6 separate regions of the Homo sapiens genome follow, and regions 1, 2, 3, 4 and 6 are each linked to region 5. Evidence: chromatin contacts called from ENCODE Hi-C or POLR2A ChIA-PET data. All regions are on one chromosome and are shown on one strand. Each heading gives the region's core, a stretch centred on a gene start or an enhancer-like site at or near the end of the contact. The rest is flanking DNA. Distances are from core to core; before and after follow the strand shown.

Region 1 (3,047 bases), core at 208-2,707, 890 kb after region 5:
TTCCACAACCCCCGACTAATTTTTTTTTTTTTTAATTTTTGTAGAGACGAGGTCCCAACTATGTTGCCCAGGCTGGTCTCGAACTCCTGAGTTCAATTAATCCTCCTGCCTTTGCCTCCCAAAGCGGGGAATTAGAAAAGTGAGCCAACACGCCCGGCCCACTAGTGTTAAAAAATAAAAACAAAAGCAATAATCTGACAGATAGAGCCAGGGAGGGCTATGAAGAGACACTTCTCAGGCTTGTATGCCTCATAAGAAAACTATCACATATGACTGCAAAACCCATCTTACACCAAAAATACCTCTGCAAGGACATCCGCCCAGCAACTGTTTGTCTAACCTCAGACTGGTGTCATCCTCGTTACCGATCTTTGTAGTCAAGAATAATGATTTCAAAACAATTAAATAATCCTCCCCATTCTTCCTTTAAAAACCTTTGTCTTCCTTTACCTCCCTGAATAGAAACATAGTTTACTCTGGCACGTCTATTCTTATTGCAATTTCCTATTCCCGAATAAACTTTTTTTTTTTTTTTTGAGATGGATCCTTGCTCTGTCGCCCAGGCTGGAGTGCAGTGGCGTGATCTCAGCTCACTGCAACCTTCACCTCCTGGGTTCAAGCGATTCTTCTGTCTTAGCCTCCCAAGTAGCTGGGACTACAGGCGCCCACCACCACACCCAGCTAATTTTTATATTTTTAGTACAGACGGGGTTTCACCATGTTGGCCAGGCTGGCCTTGAACTCCTTGTTAAATACAGTGAGTTCTAAATTTCTCTTCAAAGAATCAGTATGTCAGTATGTTCAATTCTTTGTTCTCCATTTTAAACTTTAACTTCCTCATTTTCCTCGTCTCCTTGCCTCTAGTTTCAGTAAACAACCTTTTCCACCAGTTCTAATCAGTAGTTCACATCTGTTCCCCTGGTGACCTGCTCCGTCCTGAGTCACCCCTGGTCACCTGCTCTGACCTGAGTCACCTTTAGTCACCTGTTCCGTAACCGTCCTTCCCACTGAAACTGCTCACCCTACCACTCCGGCTCATACCCCTGCTCTCTTTAAAATAGCCAATCGGAATTAACTTAGACTGTGCGGTCCAACCCTAGCCAGTAGGGGAACGACACAGCACTAGGGACTACCTGCGTCAGGGATAAGAACCCCTTCCCCTCCCTTGTTCAGGTGTGCTCTCGCCATTGCTCCATCCGTGAGACGCACCCTTCTATAGAAGTAAATTGCTTTGCTGAGAAAATGTGTGCTCGAGTGTGTATCTTTTTCTTCTTCTTCTTTTTCTGAGACTGAGTCTCACTCTGTCACCCAAGCTGGAGTGCAGTGGCGCGGTCTCGGCTCACTGCAAGCTCCGCCTCCCGGGTTCAAGCGATTCTCCTGCCTCAGCCTCCCGAGCACCTGGAACTACAGGCGCGTGCCACCACGCCCGGCAATTTTTTTTTTTTTTTTTTTTTTTGTATTTTTAGTAGACACAGGGTGTCACCGCGTAAACCAGGATAGTCTCGATCTCCTGACCTCGTGATCCGCCCGTCTCGGCCTCCCAAAGTGCTGGGACTGCAGGCGTGAGCCACCGCGCCCGGCCAACGTCATTTTCTTTTCAGGAGTCCCTTCTGTTATTTAGCAAGACACACTACTACAATGGAGAAAAAAGATGCCCCCTCCTTCAAGCCCTGAGATCTTCAGGACTTTGGCGAAAAGTCTGCGCCCGAAGAGACCCAGGAAGGATTCTTGGAATTGTAGTCCAAAGGCATCCCGCCTTCTGCGCAGACTCACAAGTCCCTGTGGACGGAATTCTTGAAGTGTAGCGCCGCTCAGTCCTTCCACCGGAAGTGTCCGATCGGAATCAGCCCTGTCCGAGAGGTGAGTCCGGGTTTGGGGATCCAGATGTCCAGCCCCGTGTCCCCCTCCAAACATCCAGTCCCTCTCATATTGCCTTTGAAATTAGCAGCCTCTGGGTGACCAGACCTTGGCCCTCAGAGGAATCCCGGAGAAAGGTAGAACCAGCTTCGGCGTTGGGAACGCAGGCGCGCTTACGCATTTAGTGAGGGTTTGGCGGTCTCCATAGTTACCGCCGCCGCGCGTGACGTCATAGTGGAGCGCTGAGGGCTTGGTGGCGTGGGGTGGGGGCTGTCCTACTGATCCTGAATTTGGGGTCACTGGTAAGAGGAGTTGCCCATTCCAGCCAGGTGGAACGGGGAGGGGTGCCACATGTCTCAGATCTGCCATTGTCTGCGAAAAGAAACTGCTGCGAGGACCATCCCCAATCCCCTGCTTCCCTTGGGAAGAGTAACCGCCGTTTTGTAGGACACTTGGGGACAACCCCGCTTGTCCTGAAATTTATTGACACGGTAAATAGTATTTCCTGTGTGCCGAGGATGCAGTTAAACCAACACTGACCCCCTGCCCTTGAGAAACACAAGGTACTATGGGAGCCTTTACCAGCATGCCCCTTGAAGTCTCTGTTCTGCTTTGTGGTCTCTACCGGATTTCCCCTGACTGTCTCCCTCTCCACCAACAAAACTCTCACCCGTCTTCCCCTCCCGCAACATGCCCACCAAGACATGTTCATCCATCAGGAGCCCTGCTCTTTAACCTCCAACTTTCTCATCATAATTAATTACTCGTTCCTCTCTGTTCTCCTAGCGTTTCTTCACACATCTGCTTACCCATTTTTGTAAGTCCTCCTAACACAATATTATAAGGCACTAGATGCTCAATCAATATTTATTAGTTTAAAGCTACCAGCTTTAGGGGGACTCGGTTTTAAATAGATGAGAAGTGATAAAACACCTGGAGATAGTACTGTCAGCTGAGATAACATGTCATAGAACCAGCTGCTCAGCATAATTGAAATTTCATTCGGATTATATGGGCCTACTTTACACCCATCTTACTATGGTAAATGAGATCATGCTCATTAAGCATTAGGACACTACTTGGTTAGCGCATCTAGGAAACATAACCAGAAATATCAAAGAAATGGCCCAGTAAAATATAAGGGATTGAGACTCTCTGGTTAATATACCATGGAACTAACCCCCCTTTTT
Region 2 (3,319 bases), core at 275-2,774, 530 kb before region 5:
CAAATAGTAAGCAGCAGAGCCAGGATTTCAATACCTATCTTCTGACTCCAGAGCCTGCCTAAGCATTAGGCATACTACCCTCTTTGTGCTACAAATCAATCAAAAAGCAATTACTGCAAGCCTAATGTGAATATGCATGCATGTTGAAAAGGAGTAGAAAATAGCCTTAAGTTGGTAGGATAGGGCTCAGTTTTATCACTCTGCTATCTTAGGAGCTAAGAAAGGGGCATTCTCTTTTTCCATATATCTTCTCCCATACTTTCCTGTCTTTCACCCTGCCCCACCCCACACCCCCATCCACATTTATACAGAAACAGAGCCTGGTATACCACTTACCGTAACAAGAAAGACTCAAGACCATCTTCCTTTTGGTTTCAAAAGGTCTCTAGTTCAGAACTATTCACAACACTCAATTCTTGCCTCTCCTAGAGGAAAAATCAATAATGTAGACGATGACCTTGTGAAATTTATAATTCATAATTTTTCTAGAGCTGGCCTAGAAAACTGGTCCCATTTCCTCTCCATTCTAGTGAGCATCCTTCAACCATAGCTTACCTCTTCCCATCTTTGCTTACACTGTTTCTCCTGCAGGAAGTACCTGCCACTGGTAGCCATCAGTTCCGACCAGCTCTAGACAAAATGTCAAGAATCTTTCTATTACTAACTGTAACTTCATAACAAAGCCCTAAGCCTCGTTTTTCGTTTGTTTTTTCTCCTTCTGCTAATTGTTTTTGTTTGTATTATCTCAACTCCTAAGATCAAAGACCCATTCGTCTACCACTACAAACCCCAAAGTGCATGTGATAAGTGTATATAATATAAAGTTATCTGTAATTCCATTTTCCAAAAAGAAATGGTTATAGGAAGATTAAACAAACCAGATTTTTCTGCAGATAGATTCAACTGCAACATAACTAATTTCTGCACTGAAGATGAAGCGAAAAATCCATTCAAGGTCCTTTTTTTCCTCGATATATATGAAAGATTATATTGCTTTGAAAAGTGCCTTGCAGTGTTTACTATCTCTAGGAACTACCGTACTAAGGTTCTCTTCTTTCAACTTTTCATTGACCATCTTTCAGTCCTCCGTCCGCCGTCAGCGGAGACCAGACCATGCTCAGTGTCCAGGAACAGGGGCTGCTCCCACTCGACTGTGGCCGTGGGTCTTGGGTCCCACCGCGCACCCATCCCACCCCTGGGCCCCGCAGGCCGCGCTTACCCTGGCAGCCGCCGGCGCCGCCCCTAGGCCTGGGGACAGCACTTCCGGTTACTCTCCGGACACTCGAATCTGGGCTTCCTGGCGGCCGCAGACTCTGCGATAGTAGATCTAAGGGCCAGGCTTCGGGAAGGAAAGAAAAGCGAACCCGGCACGGACAAGACCTAGGAGCAACTCCCTTCGTGCGCCTAGACTAGAGGAGTTGGGGCCAGGCCGCCCACAGAGCGCTTTAACAGAGCGCTTCAAGGGCCCACAAGGCCGGCTACGCAAACCCTTTCAAGCTGGCTGGGAAGAGGCCGGCGCAGCCCCACCCCCGCAAGTCACATGATCACCCCTCTCCGGCCACTAGGGCGTTCCAACCCCGGCCCCTGGGCCAATAGGAGCCGAGTCTTCGGAAAGGGGCGGGGCCCGGGGCGCCTGCGCTCTGGGAGCCCTCGGCGTTTTGGTGGGAGGGGGTCTTGCTGGCGCAGTGGAAGGCCGGCTGCGGGGGGAGGCGATCGCTGCCACCCTGTCTAAGAAGAAACGGCACCAACAGCGTTGCAGTTTATGTTACAGTTTCCCCAAGGCTGTTAACCGAGGACTCAAACCAGGAGTAGAGTCACAAAGATTAGATGCCACTGACCCTGAGAGAAACACCAGGAAAGATCTGGGAGAGATAGAGGATTCTGAAGCACAGTGGCAGCGCTGTCATCCACGAAGATGTGGCCAGCGAGATGGAAGAAATGCTTTTAAAAGTGGTGGACTTGTGTGGGTGGAGAAAACAGCAGCGAGAGAAAGTACTGTGGGAGGTTCCCCAGTCCTTGCTGATTATGTTTCTGATTTGGAATCAGCTAAGAGTAAATCACCTAGTGGTGGGGCTGGAACAGAACTCAGTTCTTTAGGTTGAACACTGGGTATTCTCCCAGCTCAATTGTTAAATTAAAAAAAACAAACCAACAAAAAACAGTTTTTAAATGTCCTCAGCTATCAAAGGGAAAAGATGAGTAGTAGGAATATGGAAAACTAAACCCTGGGCAGCCTGGCCAAGGACTTGGATTGTGAGCCAGTTGCTGAGGTTTAGTAATTGGGGAGCGCAGTCTCTGAGACACGTATTCAGTATTAACTAATCATGTTCCTACTAGTGGAATTCTTCCGCAGAGGGTCTACAGCTTATTCTACTTTCATGTTTATTTTTAATGAAACTTTCAAGGTCAAAATATTCCACTCAGGGTTGTCTTAATATTTTGAATAATAACATTTTGAGTGTGTAGCATGTATCAAACACTGTTCTAATAACTTTACACTATTGTCTCATTCAGTTGTAACAAAAATCGTGTGAGATATGTATTCTTTTAGGAGGAAACTGGTGCACAGAGAGATTAAGTAGCTTGCCCAGGATCACATATTACTGATGAAGCTGTAATGTGAACAGTCTGATGCCAGATTCTGTGCTTGCAGTCACTATACTTATGGCTACCTCAATAGTGGTGAGTGTATTGTGTAAAATTATTGGAATAAAAATTAAGCAAGTTGGATTCTGATCTCTGCACTGCATATAACAAGGTCTGAATATGTGTAGAATTGAACTGTTCAACCTTTTCTTTCAGGATACATTGGCCCAAAGTACTCTTTATTAATTGTTTTATTCAGTTAAACATTTATTGAGCACCTCCAATTAACAGGACACCATAGGCCGGGCACGGTGGCTCACGCCTGTAATGCCAGCACTTTGGAAGGCTGAGGCGGGTGGATCACCTGAGGTCGCGAGTTTGAGACCAGCCTGACCAACATGGTGAAACCCTGTCTCTACTAAAAATACAAAATTAGCCAGGCGTGGTGGCGCATGCCTGTAATCCCAGCTACTTGGGAGGCTGAGACAGGAGAATCGCTTGAACCTGGGAGGTGAAGGTTGCAGTGAGCCAAGGGCACTCCAGCCCGGGCAACAAAAGTGAAACTCCATGTCAAAAAGAAACAAAAACCAAAAAAACAGGACACTATGCTGTGTGTTAGGAATTAAAGGCCAGTGAGACTCAATACCACTCCTTTAATGGCTCACAGTCTGGTATGGAGACGGCAGGGGTTTTAGGTGGTGTGGTAGAGGTAGAAGTTGTATAAGGTCATCTG
Region 3 (3,435 bases), core at 887-3,386, 550 kb after region 5:
GTATCCTTACTAGTTATAGGTCTATTCACATTTTTTATTTCTTTTTAATTAAATTTTAATAGATTGTTTCTAGGAGCTTATCCACTTCATCTAGGTTATCCAATTTGCTGGCATACAATTCTTCACAATATTCTTTTATAATCCTTTTGATTTCTGTAAATTCGTAATGTTTCTTCTTTTCCTTCCTTCCTTCCTTTCTTTCCTTCTTTCCTTTTCTTCCTGTTTATTCTTTTCATTACAATCTCTGATTTTCATGACAGTCAATCTCAAGGGAAAGCTATGACCACCTCCATGTGAACCTGAAAATGGATATCCTATGTGTTTGGCCCAGCTACCATAGACATCTCTTGCCCCAGAGTTCCGGTGTATTTTTCCCTCTTAGTTTTTCGGTTCCTCTCCGCCATTGCACCAGCCTCAGGTCCACATAGGATGCTCTCTGCTGAGTATTGCCTTGAGTTACTGCTCTCTCTCATGTTCTAGCTGATGCTACTCGTGATCACAGTATCACCTGAGTAGGAAAGAGGATGCTAGAGGTAAAAAATGCTACCACAGCATTTTGTTTGTTTATAAAATGTTAGACCCTGGTCCCCTCCATTTTTTTCCCCTTTCATATCTAAATTTTGAGACCACTGGCCTCTAACAGTCTGTAGTAGCCCTAAGTTCAAGGTGTCATATGCTTCTCTGGTGCCTGTTAGTGAGCCAAATAGAGAAACACTATGCTAGAGAGACTGCTGACCAGGAAGATCACATCAAACCAATGGTAACAGAAATTGAACTGCAGTTCTCCAAGGACTTCGGTAATTATGGTGCATATTCTAGAGGCATACTCATTCAGATTAGAAGCGCAGAGGAGACAAAGTACATGCCCATTATCTGTGCTAATAGCAGGACATTGACACTGGAGGACTTACTGCTAGAGATGGCATAAAAGAACGTGGTATGAGCAATCCTCTGATGGATGTGGCGATGATTATTCCAACAAGAATGGAGGAAATGTGTTGGGACCAAAATTTCACATCACACTGGATTCCCAGATAATTCACAGTGATCTCAACGCCTCTTGTGACAGGATCCATTTTCCCAACTCGATCAAAAGCAATGTTGATGGTGCCATGAAAATTTTTCAAACACAGTAAATAGAGAAAAAGTAACCCAGAAAATTGAAATATTTCCTTTTGAAGGTTTTGGAGTATTCTGTTCTCTCCTTGGTAGCGTACAGATCAGCTGTTTTCAGAAAAAGCTGCCTGCTTAGTTCTTCCAAAGCATCCACTTCCTGTTGAGTAAGTGGTAATACTTTCTATCATTCCCCAGAATCCTGATGGTTTGTTATGCACCTCCCCTTTCTGGAACATCGTTCTCTGTGCCATTGCCATCCTTTTCTTTGTGGTTATGATCATATCCATGGTTTGGAGCAGTCGCTGTTCCAGGGCTAGAATATCTGTGTCAGTCACATTCCTGAGGAAATAAGACATCAAAGTGTATGTGCAGTAGACGGCACCAAATCCAGAAAGGAGGGCCATGAGAGTAACTCCAATCACACCAACCCAGCTGATGAGCTGTTCTATGGATAAGATCCCATGTTTTGGGCTGAGAATGGGAAAGGAATCTCCTAGTTTCCAGAAAAAACAGATAAAGGTCAACCACAAGAGACAGGAAAAAAGCAGTCGTTGTTTATGCACTAAGACAGAGGAGACAAAAGTAGTCGGATGTTGCTCACAATAAAATAGCCAGTTTAAAAACGCACCATGAAAACCAGAATCAGCAGAATTACACCTAGGTTCAATTTCCAGTAAAAATAACGACAGCTGCTACTCAATACTCCAAAGATTTCAAAGATGATGAGCTCAAACATAGTGCAAGAAAATGCAAACGTCACAGAGAAGATCACCTGTACAACATACTGACGCACCTCATAGTTCTTAAACAATTGGCACATGAAGAAAAGCCACCCAAATTAAAAAAAAATAGTATCTGGGAGGTAATCACGATGCTGGAATCAATCAGGAAGCCTATGGTGAAGTGTAGGGAGGGCTCCTGCCTCCATTTCCCACTTCCAAGGCCGCGGCACGCTGGGGCCACCGGCCTCTCACACAGGCGGCCTTCGCCCAGGTGCAGCCGTAGGGACTGCGGCTCGTCAGCCTGACGCCATCAAGCTGCGCCCCAGCCAGCCAGTCAATGGCTGTGTCCAGAGCTTCCCGCCTCGGGCTCAGCGTAGGTGGAGCGGACGCCTCCACTTTCATTTCTGATTTTAGTCTTCTGCGTCTCCTCTCTTGTTTATTTGTTTGTTTGTTTTTTGAGACAGAGTCTCACTCTATTGCCCAGACTTCGGTGGTGCCATTTCGGCTCACTGCAACCTCCGCCTCCTGGGTTCAGACGATTCTCCTGCCTCAGTCTCCTGAGTAGCTGGGATTACAGGCGCCGCCACAACGCTAGGCTAACTTTTGTATTTTTAGTAGAGACGGGGCTCTCGCCATGTTGGCCAGGCTGGTCTCGAACTCCTGACCTCAGGTGATCTGCCCACTTCGGCCTCCGAAAGTGCTACAGTTACAGGCATGAGCCACCGCGCCCGGCCCGCTCTTCTTTTTTCTTGGTTCATTTAGCTAAATGTTTGTCAATTTTGGTGAACTTTTCAAAGAACCAACTTTTGGTTTCATTGATTTTCTATATTGTTTCCAGCCTGTCCTTTCCGATGGCTTGCCTTTTCTGACAGCCTGCCCTATGGATTTAGCAATTACTAGCCAGGTTCACAGTTGCATAAGCCAATTCCTTAAAAAAAAATCAACCTCTCACATATAAATATTCATCTGGATGATTCTCCACAAACCGAATAAACCCCGCCTACCAGCATGCAGCTCAAGAGCACCCTAAGTTCCTTTCCAATCACTATGCGGAGGGAACCACTATTGCGACTCGCCCCACACCCACCGGCGAGAAGGCAGGGTCTTGCTTTGTAGTCCAGGCTGGAGGGCAGGGCGTAATCAGCTCACTTGAACTCCTGGGCTAAAGTGATCCTCCCTCCTCAGCATAAGCGACTAAAGGCTGGCTAATTTTTAAATTTTTTTTTGTAGAGACGGTGTCTTAATTATGTTGCCAGGGCTAGCTTCTAACTCCTGGCTCAAGTGATCCATCCGCTTCAACCAACTAAAGTGCTGGGATTGCAGGCGTGAGACACTGCGCACCGGATCACTGAAGCTGGACTGTATAGACATAGCTCCTTTTTTTTTTTTTTTTTTTTTTTTTTTTGAGACAGAGTTTCCCTCTTTGTTGCCCAGGTTGGAGTGCAGTGGCGCGATCACGGCTCACTGCTGCCTCCGCCTCCCGGGCTCAAGCGATTCTCCTGTCTCAGCCTCCGGAGTAGCTGGGATTACAGGCGCCTGCCACCACGCCCGGCTAATGTTTGTATTTGTAGCAGAGATGGGGTTTCACCATCTTGGC
Region 4 (3,046 bases), core at 531-3,030, 670 kb before region 5:
TTTAAAATCCACTCTCTTAGCAATTTTCAAGTATTCAATAACGTTGTTATTAACTATAGTCACCATGTTGGACATAGCAAAACTTCTGAATCGGTAGGCCTGAGAAGAACAGAATTTGCCTCTAATTGATTCCCTGGAGATGGGGATTTAATGCTTAATTTAAGGGATTAAACATTGTATTCTATCAATTGAACTCACGATGAAAGTATTATAGGTGTCTAAGAAAGCTGTTTCTAATGTCCACAGAAGCAAAATGACTTATCTAAGATTCTCCAGGTAGTGACCAGTTCTAGTTCTGTCTGAAATTCGTACTCAGGTCCCCTGACTTCCAGTCAGTGATATTCCGACCATGGCATCCTGACTGCTAACCCTTGCTAACAAAATTTGAAGTAGGTCACCTCTGACCTTTGTTTATGTTTAGAAAAGTTGTTGTGCTCAAGGCCTTCTATCAAGTACCCGCTGCGCCAGGTTTAGTAAAATACATAAGCTACTCCCCATTTTTGTTGTTGCTGTTTTTGCTTTTGCTTTTTAAAGTTTTTATTACAGTATAACATCCACACCGAAAAGTGCGCAAATCCTCCATAAACTCCGACAGAGAGGCAAGACAAGCCAGGCTTCCCACGCTCCTGTCCCCTCCACCGGCCCTGCCAAGGGTAACCACGTGCTGGGAGATTTGCAGCACAACGCAAAGGAGAAGGATTAGCGAGCACCTTGTTCCAGCAAAAACTGGAGCAAGCCTAAAACTTCCTGGGAATTAAGTGTAAATTTAAGCCAGGTATTCTAGTAATGTTGAGTTCAACAGGATTGCCATTATTTTAACTAGAATTCAGTTGAGAGCAGAGCGCCATCGCCGTCTTCCGCCTTAGTCACTCGGCCCTGGGCTGGCTCACGCCCGCCCCGCCCCCTCCCCGCCCCTCCCACGCCCGCCCCGCCCCTCCCACGCCCCCGCCCCCGTCCCGCTCCCCCTACCCCGACCCGCCCTCCCTCGCCCGCCGCCCCACCCGCCGCAGCCCTCCCCGCGCAGCCTGGGAGTGACTCGGCGTTCACTCGGGAGACGCCGCTCTGTGGCCCGGACAACCGGTCCTATGCAGCGCCGTCCGAGGCAGTTCGCGGAGAGGCGGCTTACCTTTTAACCCAGGAATGCCCATATCTTGAGAAAAAGAACAACAAGGGGGTGGGCGGGGGTGGGGACATGGGGTAGGGGGGCGGCTGGTGGATGGGGAACTAATAGCGTTTAGACAAGAGACAGAAGTGAGTCCTGAGCACAATGTAGCATAAGCGCGTCAGGATGGCCGAGCGGTCTAAGGCGCTGCGTTCAGGTCGCAGTCTCCCCTGGAGGCGTGGGTTCGAATCCCACTCCTGACAGTTCGTACTTTTAGTATTTAGACACAAATCGAGTTTAAGTTTACGCTACGTTTTCCTACCTGCTCTTTGTGACATGGTCTTCTCTCTTTTTAAAAAATAAATTTTCCGAGTTCCGGAATAAAAGCACTCTTTGTTTTTATTAGCCACTCCAAGGACAGCAAAAAGTACTCTGTACTCCGAAAATAATTTCAGAACCTACCGGTGTTTTGAAATCTCACCTCCTTTTTCCGTTTCTCCTCTGTCTCTAGTTGTCTTTCCCTCTCCCTCCTTCACAGGCAGAGTTGAATAAATGTTACTCTTCAGTTCATGGCTCATTACATTACTGCAGGGCTCCTCTTTATTTAGTTATAGTTATCTTTTTAATTCCATTTCTTCAGTCTCATTCCCCACCTCATCCTTACTCCCCGTAAGAAATCACTGCAAGAGTTCCGGTCTGGCAGAGAGCGCGGAGAGACGCAGAGCGCGGGCCGCTCCTCCAGGGCGCTCCAGGCCCTCCGGCCCCGGGTCGGCGGGTGAGCTAGGGGGCGCCCCGGGACAGGCCGCGCCCTCTGCCCTGCAGATACCGGAGGCCTCTGCTGTGGCTGCCCACTGGCTGGGCCCAGGCCTTGAAGCGGTGGCGAACGTCTCTTCCCTACCCTACCTCGGTGACTGATGGCGGCGGCGGCCTCTCCCAGTCCGGACCCTGCCGGCCGTCGGGTCTCCCGGCCCAAGCCTGCCGGGCCTGGACGAAACCCCCGCCGAGCAGCCTGGACGCAGCGCCTTTGGGTGGCGGCGGGAGTAGCGTGCCGGGAAGCATGGCGGCCGCTCGAACGCCGCGCGGCGGAGGGCGTTAGGGCATGGAGGGCCCGGGAAGGCGGCCTAGGGACGCAGGCAGGCTCGGCCGCCTCTTCAGGCCACGGAGCCGCCAGATCTGGGTCCCGGGTGACCACTCTGTCGCCATTGGGCGAGACCTACCTAGTCCTAACGACAACGGACAAAGGCCTTAACGGGCCTGGGAGGTGAGCGAAGTCCCGAACGACGACGGGTGGAACGGTTAGCGGCGATCGGGCGGTTGGTCTCCGTACTACCAGACCTTGCTGTCGGAAGAGACAAATGGTAGAATGACAGGCCACGTTTGGCCCGTTGGAAATGCCCTCCATCCTCTGGGAAGATTCACAGGCCGTTTACGGAAGGCCTGTGTATATAATATGAAAAAGCTGCTCTCAACTCCACCCCAACCTTTTAATAGAAAACATTTGTCACATCTAGCCCTTCTAGATGGAAAGAGGTTGCCGACGTATGATAGAGTTAGAAAGTCACACATCTTGTAAATTCTCATTTGTTTAAAAGAAATCATAGAAAATACATGTCTTCCGGAGTTGACTTTTGGAAACTGAGTTGTTAGACGGCCTCTAGAAGCGATACGTTCACGTTTGTTCAGTGGGTTAGATGACATGGAGCTCGAAGACCTGAGAAGGAAAAAAAGAAGGTTCTATGCTAGACTGGTCATATTTAGAAGACATTTTCATATTCTATCCATTGTTTTGTGTGCATTCGCTTCCTCACTACTATGTATGTAGTTGACAATGCTAAGCTTTTTTGAAATGTCTATTCTTTTTAGATATTCTGAAGTGTCTGATATATGTTAAAATTAGAGGTAGTAAAACCACATTTTGTAAATATCTTTTTGTTACAATTCATA
Region 5 (3,264 bases), core at 691-3,190:
GTCTCTATAAAATACAAACAAAATTAGCCAAGCGTGGTGGCACGCACCTATAGTCCCAGCTTCTCGGGAGGCTGACGGAGGAGAATGGTGTGAACTCGGGAAGCCGAGGTTGCAGTGAGCTGAGATTGCGCCACTGCACTCCAGCCTGGGCAACAGAGCGGGACTCCATCTCAAACAAACAAACAAAAAAAGATAGACACAAGATCATGTTTCTTATCTTTAGCACACTTCATTAACTCTGTTTCTGCATCTACCATGTGAAATAGTAGTTGTCTTTATTTGCTTTGTTGACTAGTAGAAATTTGATGGAAGATGAATGGTAAAACCAAAATTATTTTTTTACTACAGTACTTCTCGGTGGTACCTTCTCTTCTCTTTGTGCTTTACTGCCCCTCCTGCAGCTTTCCAAACCCTGAGAGATTGAGCTCTGCTGACCCAACAGGGTGTCAGCTGTTTGGGTTGCTGGACATTCTCTTGAAGATACATTGGGAAAAAGGCTTATGGGGCCATAAACTGGCAATAAAAATATGGGAGAGTAAGTTGTGGAAAGCCACAAGAGGCCTCTGAAGAGGAAAGCCTTCTTATCGCCATTATGTTCCCATGCTCTGAGTGCAACCTGCTCTCTTATCTATAAACACTGTGTTCAAGAAGAAAGACACTCCTTTGAAGCGTTGGAATGTAGACAGACGTGCAGGCTCCTAGTTAAGCCCGCTCCCACTAGCTACTCTCCAATAAGTTAAAGATACGCTGTTTGGGCACAAAGGAGATTCATTTAAACCGCTATTGCTATAGATTACGCCTGTAACACGCTGCCTCCCTTTCACCATTTCGCCCTAAATGTCTGCTTTTTGGATCTAAGTGATTGTACTCAATAAATAGTGTGGAGACCAGAGCTGGGCGCCTTTTGCAGCCTCCATTTTGCAATTGGCCCCCTGGCCCCCACTCTTTATACACTCTTAACCTGTCTCTTCTCATTCCTTTGTCGCCACCGGACTTTAGGTACCCTAAGGGTGGTATTGAGGCTGGTCCCCAACATTCTGGTGCCCAACGTGGGGCTCGAAAGAATCTGATGAAGGAATGCTCGAGCGTGTGAAACGGAGGGCTGATGGACGAAGGACTCCCGAGGACGAAAAAGTTTTTAAGCTCTGCAGGTAAGCAGGGCACTTGGAGAAAGCCAGGGACACAATGGGGAAAACTGAAAGTAAGTACACCACGTATTTGAGCTTGCTAGGGCGGCTGTTGAAGCGTGATGGCGTAAAAGTTGGTACAAAAAATCGTATGAATTAATTTCATGCTGTAGAACAATTTTGCCCTTGGTTCCCTGAACAGGGAACTTTGAAATTAAGAGATTGGGAAAGAGTTGGAAAGGACCTTTAAAAAGCACGTAGAGAAGGAAAGGAAATTCGTTTGCCTGTTTGGTCAGTTTGGTCATTGGTGCGTGCCGCACTGGAGCCATTTCAGACAAATGATGAGGCTGAGTCAGAGGAGGAGAAGGAGGAGTTTGATAATCAGGACTCTGAAACGCCTCTACCGAGTACTAGCCAAAAGGAGAGTCCGGAAGTAATTTATGCCAATCCCCCCAGTCTTCCTAAACCTATTCAGAAACTCATTCAGCTCAGGGTTCCTCAAGAGGAATGTCCGGAATGGCCACCTCCTCCTCAGCCGAGTGAGTGCAGGCGGAGGGAGCCTGAGACTCCGCTGCCGAGACTCGGCTGGCCGCGCTCATTATTGCCCGACCCGCAGTTCATTATGGAGAGGGGGTAATTCAGGTTCGCCCTGCAGTTCATTACAGTGAAGGAGCAATTTCCCTTAAAATGGATGACCCAGCGCCCTGTCTGGGTCGAACAGTGGCCTAAGGAAAAATTGGGGGCGCTTTATGAAATAGTTAAAGAACTACTAGAAAAAGGATATATTTCACCCACTTTCTCTCCTTAGAATTCCCCAATAGTTGTAATTAAGAAAAAGTCCGGTAGATGGCACATGCTGACCGACTTGCGAGTGGCCAACGCTGTAATTCAACCGATGGGAGCCTTACAACCTGGGCTCCCATCCCCCACTATGCTCCTTAAAGACTGGCTGCTCATTATTATAGATTTAAAAGACTGCCTTGTTTTACAATTCTTTTAGCAGAGGCAGATTTCGAAAAATTTGCCTTTACTGTCCCTGCCATTAAAAACAAAGAACCTGCAGCCAGATATCATTAGAAGGTTTTACTCCGGGGTATGTTAAACAGTCCCACAATCTGTCAAACTTTTGTAGGCAGAACTATCCAGCCTGTTAGAGATCAATTTCCAGATGTGTGCAGCAAAAAATAGAGATCAACCTATTCAATGTTATTCATCTTTACAAAAGGCAATTACAAACGCTGAATTGCGTATAGCACCTGACAAAATTCAAACAACCACTCCTTTTCAGTATTTGGGGATGCAAGTACAGGATACAGCCATTAAGCCTCAAAAGGTTCAAATTTAAAAAGATTATTTAAAAACCTTAAATGATTTTCAAAAATTGTTAGGAGATATTAATTGGATTCGGCCCACCTTAGGAATTCCTACTTATGCTATGTCTAATCTCTTCTCAATATTGAGGGGAAATTCCAACTTACAAAGTAACAGAGAACTAACACCGAGGCCATAAAAGAGTTAAAAGTAATTGAAGACAAAAATTCAACAAGCCCAGGTCAGTAAGATTGACTCAGACTCGCCTTTACAATTCATTGTGTTCCCTACTTCACATTCCCCAATGGGGGTTACTGTTCAAAATAATGATTTAGTTAAATGGTCTTTTTTTGCCACATAATACCATAAAAACACTCACAGTATATTTAGATCAGATGGCAATTCTAATTGGACAGGCTCGTCACGAATTGTTAAACTTTGTGGCACTGAGCCCAATAAGATTATAATTCCAATAAATAAAAATCAGGTAAAACAGGCATTTATTAACTCAGTTACATGGCAAGTTAATTTAACAGAATTTGTTGAATGTATTGATAATCATTATCCTAAAAATAAAATTTTCCAGTTTTTAAAATTAACTACATGGGTTCTTCCAAAAATTCCTTGTGATGCTCCTTTGGAAGGAGCTGTGACTGTTTTTACTGGTGGGTCTAGTAAACATTAAAAAAAGCGACAGTCTGGTGGAGACCACATAATCCAATCACTCGATCTGAATTTACTAACATTCAAAAAGCTAAGGTTATTCTGTTTAATTATTAAAGAACTTTTACAGCCTTAAGTTCGCTCTGGAGCCCAGTCTGTGTGT
Region 6 (3,076 bases), core at 470-2,969, 940 kb after region 5:
TTTGTGTTATTCTTAAAAAGGCCCTTCCCACTCCAACTTTCCAACCTGTCTCCCTGCTTCTGCCCTTGCCCAACCCCTTCACATTCAAGTCTACTGTTAACATAGCAGCCAAAATAATAATCTCAATACCCAAGTTTAATCATGTTACTTCTCTACTCAGAAATCTCAAATGAGCCATGCTGGGTAGCTCACACCTGTAGCTCCAGCTACTCAGGAGGCTGAGGCGAGAAGATCACTTGAGCCCAGGAGTTTCAGGCTGCAGTAAGCTATGATCGCACCACTCACTGCACTCCAGTCTGGGTGACAGAGTGAGACCCATCTCCTAAAACAAAGGAAAAGGAAAGAAAAGAGAAAAGAAAATAAACTGAGTAGCTTATCATTTTATCATTTTAGAGTAAAAATACCCTTGCACTCACCCAAGGCTCTCACTATCTCTCCACCCAACGCTCTTTTGCTCACTCAGCTCCAGAAAAACAAGCACCCTTCCTTTGCCCAAAATACTTAAAACACACTCCACTCCAGGCTTTTGCATTTGTTATCCCTCTCCCTGAAACATCTTTATCCCTGATGGCCCATTCCCTCAGCTCCCTCAATCTTTGCTCAAATGTCAATTTCCTAGTCAGGTCCTCCATGAATATCCTATTTAAATTGCATCACTTCATTCTCACCCCAAATTCCCTATTTCCTTTATTTTCTCCTTAGAACTGATATCCACTCTCTATACACTATGTATATTTTTTGGTTTATTGCCTGCCTCCCCAGCACACACACACACACACACACACATACACACACACACAAGATTATAAATTCCATGAAAGGAAGGGCATTGTTTTGCTCAAAATTAGTTCCAGCTTCCACAATAGTGCCTGGCATAGTAGATAAATCAATATTTGTGTAAGAAAGGAGAAGAGGGAGTAAAAAACTAAGAGCATTTTTCACCCATCAATTTGGCAAAGATCAAAATATTTTATAACACTGTGTTGACAAGTATAGGTAAATAAGAATACTGCTAGTAGATCCTATGATTGGTGATTTGGCATTAACAAAAGTACAAATTTCCCTATTCTATGCTGTAGTAATTCCCTTTCTAGACATACAGACTATGGATATATCCTTACACATGAAAAATGATGTGAGTTCACAGTAAGTTATTGCAGCAATGTTTGAAAAAGAAGAATTGGAAACAACCTCATGACCACCAATGGGGTACTTATTAACAAATTATAGAACATAATACACAGTTGAATACCGTGCAGTTGTTTAAAAAAGAGCAAGATCAAGGAAACACTTATGTACAGCCTTTACCAAGACCACCTGGTAAAAAGAAAAATAAGAAAGGTACAGAAGTGCTACTATTTGTGCAGAGGGGAAAAAGCGCGGACAATCTATAACGGTGTAATATATCTACGGAAGGATATACAAGTCACGAAAAATATTGTCAAACTAGACGCTGGGGGACATTTACTCTTTTTAATAAATGTATGTGAATGCATTACTTATCCATATTACTCAATAATTAAACCGAAAAACGTTTTAAAGAAGTACAAATAAGACTTGCTCGCAGATCCCGCAATCCCATCAATACGAGGCGTAAAAGCCGGGTCCTCCACTGGCTAGGGCCGAGGAGGCAAGCACTCAAGCTGCCACAGAGGCGAAGCTTCCTAGAGCGGCCCGGAAGTGCCCGGCTGAAGCGGCCGGGCGCCGATTGGTGTCTTTGAGTCTAGTCTTTGTTCGGGGCTGTCCAAAGGACGCTAGCTGTTGCACCTGTTCCTCCCTGCGCGTAAGGTGAGTGTCTCCCGGCTCCCAGGTGGAGAAAAGGGGACAAGACGCAGCTGTGGTCAGCAGCAACACCCTCCCCACACCTCCCTGTCGCGGGCAGAGTGTAACACTCCTGTCCCTCCCTCCGCCCCCCAACAGATCTACAGGAGAGGATTTGGCCCAGCCTTCCGGGAGAGGATGGGTGGAAGGGGGACACTGGTTGCGGGTTCCTCTGCAGAGGCATCTGTCTGATCCCCTTCCAGGGTTGGCACACATATCCTATAACCAGTGAATCCTGGGGGCACAAGCTGGCCCGTGCATCTCATGGTAACAGAATGAAGAGCCTTTTAACAAAGCCGTTAATAATACTTGGCGTTTATTTAGTGCTTACTAGTGCCCGCTGCCATGCCAGGGACGTTGCATACGTTCTCATGTAATCTGTATATCAACCCTGTAACACACATGAGAATTGTACCTGAGGATCTGTAGTTCTAGTCCAGATAAATAACTTCCTCTAAGTTACACAATAGAGCACAGATTCAAATCATATCCCTGCGTCACTGTTTTTTGTTTTGTTTTGTTTTGTTTTGTTTCAGCTTCCTATAAGACTGTTTTCTCTGATTGACTTCTGGTGGCTTGGCTTCATTATGATGTGTTTATGTTCACAGAAATTTTTGTAATTTCTCTATGGTAACAACTTTTTATGCCTTAGGAGTGTCTCTGAGGCAGGATTCTAAGAGATTCTCTTTGACTCAATCCCAGATAGAGGATAAATCTCCTGGCAAAGCCCAGAATGACCACAGCCCTGGAACCTGAGGACCAAAAAGGACTTCTGATAATTAAGGCAGAGGACCATTACTGGGGACAGGATTCCAGCTCACAAAAGTGCAGTCCTCACAGGAGGGAACTCTATAGACAACACTTCAGGAAGCTCTGCTATCAGGATGCACCTGGACCCCGTGAAGCTCTTACCCAGCTGTGGGAGCTCTGCCGTCAGTGGCTGAGGCCAGAATGCCACACCAAGGAGCAGATTTTAGACCTGCTGGTGCTAGAACAGTTCCTGAGCATTCTTCCTAAAGACCTGCAAGCATGGGTGCGTGCACACCATCCAGAGACTGGAGAGGAGGCAGTGACGGTACTGGAGGATCTGGAGAGAGAGCTTGATGAACCTGGAAAGCAGGTGTGAAGGGGCAGTCATCTGGCTGTGAGTGATCAGGGGATATGGATGGAGCCAAAGCAAAAGGCATATGAAAGAACATCTGAAAATATTTATCCTCTAAAGAACAAGGCATAGGAAGGGACCTGACTACCTATG

Evidence for each region. A loop is a pair of places that touch in the nucleus more often than their neighbours do. ChIA-PET counts read pairs that join two places held with the same protein, here RNA polymerase II (POLR2A). Pooled maps may share reads with other maps.
Region 1: a map of ascending aorta shows a loop between it and region 5 (9-fold over the local background). The contact joins the promoter of ZNF165 here to the enhancer-like site in region 5. A Hi-C loop is called at or near these places in 2 of 168 maps with a recorded cell type or tissue (HepG2 and ascending aorta), 1 of 37 single-sample maps with no recorded cell type and 12 of 50 pooled maps. POLR2A ChIA-PET finds 5 or more read pairs at or near these places in 1 of 52 experiments (activated B cell).
Region 2: a loop to region 5 is called in a pooled map, with 4 times the contacts of the local background. The contact joins the promoter of ZNF322 here to the enhancer-like site in region 5. A Hi-C loop is called at or near these places in 5 of 50 pooled maps. POLR2A ChIA-PET finds 5 or more read pairs at or near these places in 2 of 52 experiments (HepG2 and naive thymus-derived CD4-positive, alpha-beta T cell).
Region 3: a loop to region 5 is called in a pooled map, with 4 times the contacts of the local background. The contact joins two enhancer-like sites. A Hi-C loop is called at or near these places in 6 of 50 pooled maps. POLR2A ChIA-PET finds 5 or more read pairs at or near these places in 3 of 52 experiments (BJ, PC-9 and activated naive CD4-positive, alpha-beta T cell).
Region 4: a pooled map shows a loop between it and region 5 (3-fold over the local background). The contact joins the promoter of HCG11 here to the enhancer-like site in region 5. A Hi-C loop is called at or near these places in 8 of 50 pooled maps. POLR2A ChIA-PET finds 5 or more read pairs at or near these places in 6 of 52 experiments (Caco-2, MCF 10A, OCI-LY7 and 3 more).
Region 6: a pooled map shows a loop between it and region 5 (2.7-fold over the local background). The contact joins the promoter of ZSCAN16 here to the enhancer-like site in region 5. A Hi-C loop is called at or near these places in 1 of 168 maps with a recorded cell type or tissue (CD8-positive, alpha-beta T cell), 1 of 37 single-sample maps with no recorded cell type and 17 of 50 pooled maps.

What each region holds. Positions count from the first base shown.
Region 1 is chr6:28,079,111-28,082,157 of GRCh38, forward strand. ZNF165 (zinc finger protein 165) reads left to right here and starts at 1,458. Exons shown (of 4, transcript NM_001376491.1): 1 at 1,458-1,860. RefSeq lists enhancers at 914-983, 1,784-1,903.
Region 2 is chr6:26,658,222-26,661,540 of GRCh38, forward strand. ZNF322 (zinc finger protein 322) reads right to left here and starts at 1,525. Exons shown (of 4, transcript NM_024639.5): 1 at 1,220-1,525; 2 at 337-425. RefSeq lists enhancers at 955-1,455, 1,176-1,225, 1,236-1,425, 1,456-1,956, 1,656-1,715 and 1 more.
Region 3 is chr6:27,736,340-27,739,774 of GRCh38, forward strand. It overlaps the pseudogene GPR89P. Among named protein-coding and RNA genes, the nearest start is that of TRT-AGT4-1, 11 kb to the left of the region's middle. RefSeq lists enhancers at 1,235-2,434, 1,898-2,017, 2,028-2,367. Within about 2 kb of position 2,137, at least 8 of the 41 ENCODE cell types and tissues checked have a DNase peak (open chromatin) inside an H3K27ac peak, as active enhancers do; they include PC-9, where a contact is called at or near this core.
Region 4 is chr6:26,519,926-26,522,971 of GRCh38, forward strand. HCG11 (HLA complex group 11) reads left to right here and starts at 1,781. Exons shown (of 1, transcript NR_026790.1): 1 at 1,781-3,046. TRL-CAG1-7 (tRNA-Leu (anticodon CAG) 1-7) reads left to right here and starts at 1,283; the gene lies at 1,283-1,365. LOC107986583 (a long non-coding RNA gene) reads right to left here. Exons shown (of 4, transcript XR_001744057.3): 1 at 1,584-3,046. RefSeq lists silencers at 887-1,486, 1,717-2,236.
Region 5 is chr6:27,187,036-27,190,299 of GRCh38, forward strand. No RefSeq gene overlaps it. Among named protein-coding and RNA genes, the nearest start is that of TRI-AAT5-2, 11 kb to the left of the region's middle. RefSeq lists a cis regulatory region at 1,307-2,193 and an enhancer at 1,402-1,967. Within about 2 kb of position 1,941, at least 34 of the 41 ENCODE cell types and tissues checked have a DNase peak (open chromatin) inside an H3K27ac peak, as active enhancers do; they include CD8-positive, alpha-beta T cell, PC-9 and ascending aorta, where a contact is called at or near this core.
Region 6 is chr6:28,122,890-28,125,965 of GRCh38, forward strand. It overlaps ZSCAN16 (zinc finger and SCAN domain containing 16), which reads left to right and starts at 1,720. Exons shown (of 4, transcript NM_025231.3): 1 at 1,720-1,788; 2 at 2,524-2,941. The coding sequence starts at 2,555. ZSCAN16-AS1 (ZSCAN16 antisense RNA 1) reads right to left here. Exons shown (of 2, transcript NR_103456.1): 2 at 1-322. RefSeq lists an enhancer at 1,364-1,865.